Regions from separate parts of the Homo sapiens genome. Here region 2 is linked to region 1. A link is an interaction called in ENCODE POLR2A ChIA-PET data of the cell type or tissue named here. Cell type or tissue: MCF 10A. All regions are shown on one strand. Links, peaks and the distances in the headings refer to the core of each region. The heading gives the core; the rest is flanking DNA. Region 1 holds the start of LIN9 (lin-9 DREAM MuvB core complex component). Region 2 has its middle 22 kb from the start of ACBD3-AS1.

What was found. ChIA-PET counts read pairs that join two places held together with the same protein. Peaks named below come from ENCODE experiments on the same cell type or tissue, not always from the same donor. Only the 100,000 strongest peaks of a DNase experiment are listed, where the experiment ranks them.
Region 2: POLR2A ChIA-PET joins it to region 1 with 27 read pairs; 12 of 35 experiments call an interaction of 5 or more read pairs at or near these places.

What each region holds. Positions count from the first base shown.
Region 1 is chr1:226,308,087-226,310,990 of GRCh38, forward strand. LIN9 (lin-9 DREAM MuvB core complex component) reads right to left here and starts at 1,078. Exons shown (of 15, transcript NM_001366245.2): 1 at 1,023-1,078. The coding sequence starts at 1,053. RefSeq lists an enhancer at 211-977 and silencers at 531-760, 1,181-1,430. In MCF 10A, for the core only: no CTCF peak of the experiment used is centred there; DNase peaks (open chromatin) are centred at 1,105, 1,755 and 2,085.
Region 2 is chr1:226,124,168-226,127,071 of GRCh38, forward strand. No RefSeq gene overlaps it. Among named protein-coding and RNA genes, the nearest start is that of ACBD3-AS1, 22 kb to the right of the region's middle. RefSeq lists an enhancer at 1,041-1,335. In MCF 10A, for the core only: a CTCF peak has its summit at 1,190 (motif pointing right); DNase peaks (open chromatin) are centred at 204 and 1,184.

The sequences.
Region 1 (2,904 bases), core at 91-2,590:
ATAAGATTCAATAGTAATTGAGCCTTTCACAAATATGTATAAACTGAATAGTGAAAGTGGATTCAGGACTTTTTTTTGTAATTAAATAACATATTTGTCTTTTCATATAATTTATGCAATATTGTAAATTACAAAATTAAGTTCCATTGCCCTTAAACTATGGAATTGGTGCTTTTACTTACTCAACACAAGTGAGCATACATGTCTTAGATGTCAGGGTGAGTAAACATGGTTAGGGGAGGCAATGCCCTAGGGTGGGTGTCAGGCAGGGTACACGTACGCTGTGTTGGTCACATCCATGCATAAAGGTACCTTTATGGCTCTTAAGACACATATAGAATAAAGTCTGCGGGACGGGGTCTACCTGAACACTGAGTATCCGGGCTGGATGATCTCAGGAAAGGTCCACAGCCACCTGTGGTCCCAGGGGAAGGGGCCAACCCTCTGACACGGAAACACTTCCAGGGGTGGACACACCGGTGGGGGGGTGGGGAGGACAGTGAAGATCACAAGTGCCCGTAGAGGCAGGAGCTGTGACAGGACAAGATCAGAGGCTGGGGCAAGAAGAAGGGGCCGTGGACCACCCCGTGCCCAGCCCGAGCCCTCCCCCGGCCCCGGGACAGGCGAGTTACATAACCCCGGCGGGCGTCTCTCGGCGCCGGGCGAGTGGTGCAGGCGGCGAGGACAGCCCCCGCGCCCAGGGGCCGCTCTTCCCTCCACCTCGGCTGGGGGCCGGAGTGGCGCCAGGGGAGCAGCCACCGCCTCCGCCTGGCACAGGCTGGACTCCCGGGCTCTCGGTTTCCGGCCCTGGCGCTCACACAACCCCAGAAACCAACACACAGACACCATAACAAAGGCGGCGACGCGGCGGCAACACCGGAGTGGGAGGACTAGGGGACCACAGTGGGGCTGGCAGTCAGCCCACCTGCCCAGCGGAGGGCACGGCCGTCCGTCCCGGCCGGTGCAACCGCTGGGCAAGCAGCAGGCGGGAAAAGGGGGGGGTGCTTTGAGGTGCTACTCACTCTCGTCAGGCAACTGGTCGAGCTCCGCCATCTTGAACGAGCCGCGCCGCTTTTTCAAAGGCTGCCCGCCGCGGTGCATTGTGGGGCGGAGACTGTCTTTGCGAGGGAGGTTCGAATGCGGAGCTCGCTGCCCGCGGCGCCGCGCTGCGCTGCTCCCGCCGCGGCTGGCTGAGGCGGGCCCGGCTCCGCCCGCGCCTGCCCGGGGAGGAGGTGCCGCCGAAGGGGGGCCGCGCCTCGCCCCTCCGCCGCCGCCTCCGGCCGAGCCGGGCGGGAGGAAGGGAGGAAGGAGGCCGCACGGCGAGGCCCGGCGCCGGAGCGCGGGGGGAGCAGTACCAGCTCCGGAGTCCCGCCCGGGCCCCGCTCCCGGCGCATGTTCCGCGGCCCGCGCTGCAGCTGCGGGAACTGCAGGCTGTTTGTTCCGAGTGGAGAACGGGAGGGAGGCCCCGGCGGGGGGAAAGAAGCCCTCGGTTCTGGGTCGCATTGCCCGAGGGGGCTCTACGCAAAGTGAAATACTCACAGTTCCCGAAACCCACGTTGCTTGGGCGCCTCCGTCCCCTCACTTTTCCCGAGACCGCCGGCCGCAGCAGCCCCCTGCGCGTCGCGACGTCCGGGACTCGGTCCCAGCGGCCCCTCGCGATCCGGGCACGCCTTTCCCGAATGTTGGAAGCTGAGCTGCGTGCAGCCGGGGAGCGAGACCTTGAGAGGTCATGAAGTTGGTCATTTAGGCCGACAGCTAAAGAACTGTTCTGCTCAGCTGTTTCATCCATTCGACACTAGATCGTGCAGTGGGCTGGAAGAGAATTAGAAAACGAGTAACAGGAGGCTTCGAGAGGATACAGAAAGGAACAGTGACACTACAAGGTGATAAAGTACCTGATCCAAATGTTATGAGAATACTGGACGAGAATTGAACGAAATTGAAAGAAGCCCAAGGAAAAATTTCACAATATCTGTCTGTAACACTTTCCAGTAATAAAACACTGTTGCTTTTCAAAAATTCATTTAACGAATGTCATTGAGCTCCAATCCTTTTCTCCAGGAATTTATGGGGGTTGGAGGAATGAGACCGTTAAGCAGTCAAAAGACAACGTGGGTGAATTCCAGGAACTACAAAGTTAAAAGGCGGTAGACTAAGGTGACAGAGTGGTACACAGAGGCCCGCCCAGGCTAAGGAGTTGAACTTGCTTAGTCCACTGGAGCAGTGGAAAAGTCGGGTGTAAGAGGGGCACGTTTCTATTTGTGTTTTAGAACAAAAATATGGGAAATGGATTGGTGGGGGACAAGATGAGAGCCTAGAAACCAGTCAGGAAGAAGCTTATTTGGGGCATGCAAAGGACAGAAGAGAGATGCCTGCACTGGTAGCTAGAGAGGTGCAGCGGGTGGGCTCTGGAGCCCCAGGGCCTCGATGGGAAGAATCCAGATGGGCTGCTAGTTGTATAATCTCAGGCACGTTGGTTTCTTAACCGAATTCTCTGTGCCTCAGTTTCTTATCTGTAAAATGCAAATAACAGGGTTATTTTGAGGGCTAAACGATTTGATAGATGTAAGGACCTTATACTAGCTGCTAGCACCCATCAGCTAGCCACTATTACCACCATTACCACAGCATAGGCAGTATTAGAGAGAGGTGGCAGCATGCACTCCACCTTTCAAGACGTGGAAAATAAAGGATTGGGTGAGTCACTGGGTGTGAGGAGAAGGAAGTCTCATTGCTGATGCCAGCTCTGTGCCTTGGGTAACTGGGTGCTGCCATGCTAAGGTAGGAGGGAGAGCAGGGAGTGAGCAGGGAGGGTGAAAGTTCAATTTTACAAAGTAATCCTTCCTTCAGAGCTAGCTTAACCTCTCCTTTGCCTTCTAAACACACTCTGATCTGCTCCCTAAG
Region 2 (2,904 bases), core at 112-2,611, 180 kb before region 1:
ACTGAGGGGCTGCAGCGGCCAGGTGTGAGGGGAAGAGACTGCAGAGAGGTGACAAGGCCGTCAAAGGAGAGGAGCCACCACTGGGGAGCCTGGTGGCTCAGGAAGGCAGCTGGTGTGGGTGTGGGAGAGTCGGATCAGAAGGCCAGCACTGCTCATCATGGAGCACCTGGGAGAGCAGCAGCGACTCAGCTCCTGGCACCAGGTGAGGCAGGAAAATAGGGTCTGGAGGCAGGGAACATAAGGCTCATTCACACTTCAGCTATAACCGGAAATATCCTCTCCATAGGGCATATCAGGTAAATGACTTTGTAACTTTACTTCATCCTCTCTGTTTATATAGGGCATACCCGAAGTAACCAATGAATCCTCTAGGGGGTATTTAAACTCCCCCAAATTCTGTAACAGGGCCTTTTGAATCCTACACTCAGGCCCATTCCCACACAGTGGAGTGTACTTTCATTTTCAATAAAATCTTCATTCCTTCCTTGCTTTGTTTGTGTGTCTCTTCCAATTCTTTGTTCAAGATGCCAAGAACCTGGACACTCTCCACCTTTAACACAGGGGTTGTTTAATTTACCTTTTGCCTTAGAAATATAAAAAGATACACAGTAAAGGTGTGTAAAAGGAAAGGCCTCTTTCACCCTTACCCCACCCCCATCCCTCCCTAAAGGTCCCTGTGATTAGCTTGGTGTGTGTCCAGCCCTCCCTCTGCATTTCACACGGATATGCGAACAGTGGATCAGGCTTGGGTTTGTTTCTTCCAATAAACGGCATCATGCGGTATGTATTGTTCTTTAATGTGCTTTTGGAGACGTTTCCAATCCAGCAAACCCTTTTATCCATTTCATAATATTCCGTAGAATGCATGCTCCCCATCTTGAGGGAAGTTTGGGTTGTTTCATTCTGCTTTGTTAGGACGAATGCCTGCTTTTGTGCACACAGTTGAGTATGGGGCTGGGATTTGAGGGGAAGAGGCTCTGTTTGAGTCCCTGTTGATGTGAGGTGAAGGTGTGTTGGTCCGGCACTAAGCAGGCAGTGGACAATACATGCTGAGCTGGGTTGGGAGTGGACTCTTGGGATTCGGGACTCAAAAATAATGTACGGCCAGGTAAATTGCTGGTTTTGCTTCTGGGTCACAGGAAGGGCTGCGGTCCCCGCAGACCCAGATGCGTCCACTAGATGGCGCCAAAGCCAGTAAGGTGAGGCGCTTGTGACAGAAGCCCCGACTTGCTGCAGGAGTCTGGGCCCAGGGTCTGACTCCTGAGCTCCTAGGAGATGGATGAATATTCTTCCTGCACCGCCAGCTGCCTCGCTTAAACGTGGGGAGGCTGAAGAGGGTGCAAAGCTGGGTGAACATGAGTGATTAGACAGGATGTGCCCTGGCCAAGACAGGGAGCTGAAATTCAGTCTGTGGAACAGGCTGTGATGGCCCAGAGGAAATCCATAGGTGGGAGGAAAACTATGGACCCTGTGCTCCATATTGCCAGGACCTGCAGAGGAACTAGCTCCTGCAGAAGATGCAGGATTTGGACGGGAAGATTGGGCAAGGGTTCTGTCTACTGGGCACTGAAGGTTTGATGGGGACACTGGGATGGTCCCTGCCACCAAAGCAGCTCAAGCTCAGGCAGAGGAAATAGAAACTGGACAAATGCAGTATTTCTTATGGGCACTGCTCTAAGGAGTAATTTGGAATCCAGTAGGGTGATGTAAGTGAAGGTGCTTTGAAACCTCCCAAAGCTCTCGCCCAGGTAAGGAGGTTTGTGGTCCTTGTCACCATTTACCCAGGAAAGCTTCAAAGCAGCAGCGGCGGCGGCGGCGGCGGCGGCGGCAGCAGAATTTCCCTCCTTCCCTCCTGTTACTCTCCCAGCCTCCTCTCCCTCCTATCACTCTCCTAAGTTCAGAGCTGACCCCACTCCTCTGCTACCCATGGTGGTAGCCAGGCCTGTGCCTCTCCTAGCATCAGAAGCTGCCCCAGGCTCCCAGGACTGGAGCTCAGATCTGATTTTGAAAAACTGAATGAATGGGTGAGAGCGGTGGCTTATGCCTGTACTCCCAGCATTTTGGAAGATTGAGGTGGGTGAATTGCTTGAGCTCAGGAGTTCAAGACCAGCCTGGGCAACATGGTGAAACCCTGTCTTTACAAAAAAATACAAAAATTAGCTGGACATGGTGGCACACACCTGTAGTCCCAGCTACCTGGGAGGCTGAGGTAGGAGGATTGCTTGAACCACGGGAGACAGAGGTCGCAGTGAGCCAAGATTGTGCCACTTTACTCCAGCCTGGATGACAGAGCGAGATTGTCTCAAAAAAAAAAAAAAAAAGAAAAAAGAAAAAAAAAAAGCCGGGCACGGTGGCTTATGCCTGTAATCCCAGGACTTTGGGAGGCCAAGGCGGGTGGGTCACGAGGTCACGAGATCGAGACCATCCTGGCTAACACAGTGAAACCCCGTCTCTACTAAAAATACAAAAAATTAGCTGGGCGTGGTGGCGGGCACCTGTAGTCCCAGCTGCTCGGGAGGCTGAGGCAGAAGAATGGCATGAACCTGGGAGGTGGAGGTTGCAGTGAGCTGAGATCGCGCCACTGCACTCCAGCCTGGGCGACAGAGCAAGAATCCGTCTAAAAAAAAAAGAGAGAGTCCCAGTGCTAAAACTGAGAGTCCTGGGCAAACTGGAACAATTGATCACACAATAAAGTGGGGGTTCTTGGGCTGGGTATGGAGGCTCATGCTTATAATCTCAGTGCTTTGGGAGGCCAAGGTGGAAGGATTGCTTGAGCCCAGGGCTTCAAGACCAGCCTGGACAACATAGCAAGACCCTATCTCTACAAAAGAAAAAACAAGCACACACTTGTAGTCCCAGCTACTTGGGAGGCTGAGGCAGGAGGACTGCTTAAGGCCAGGAGGT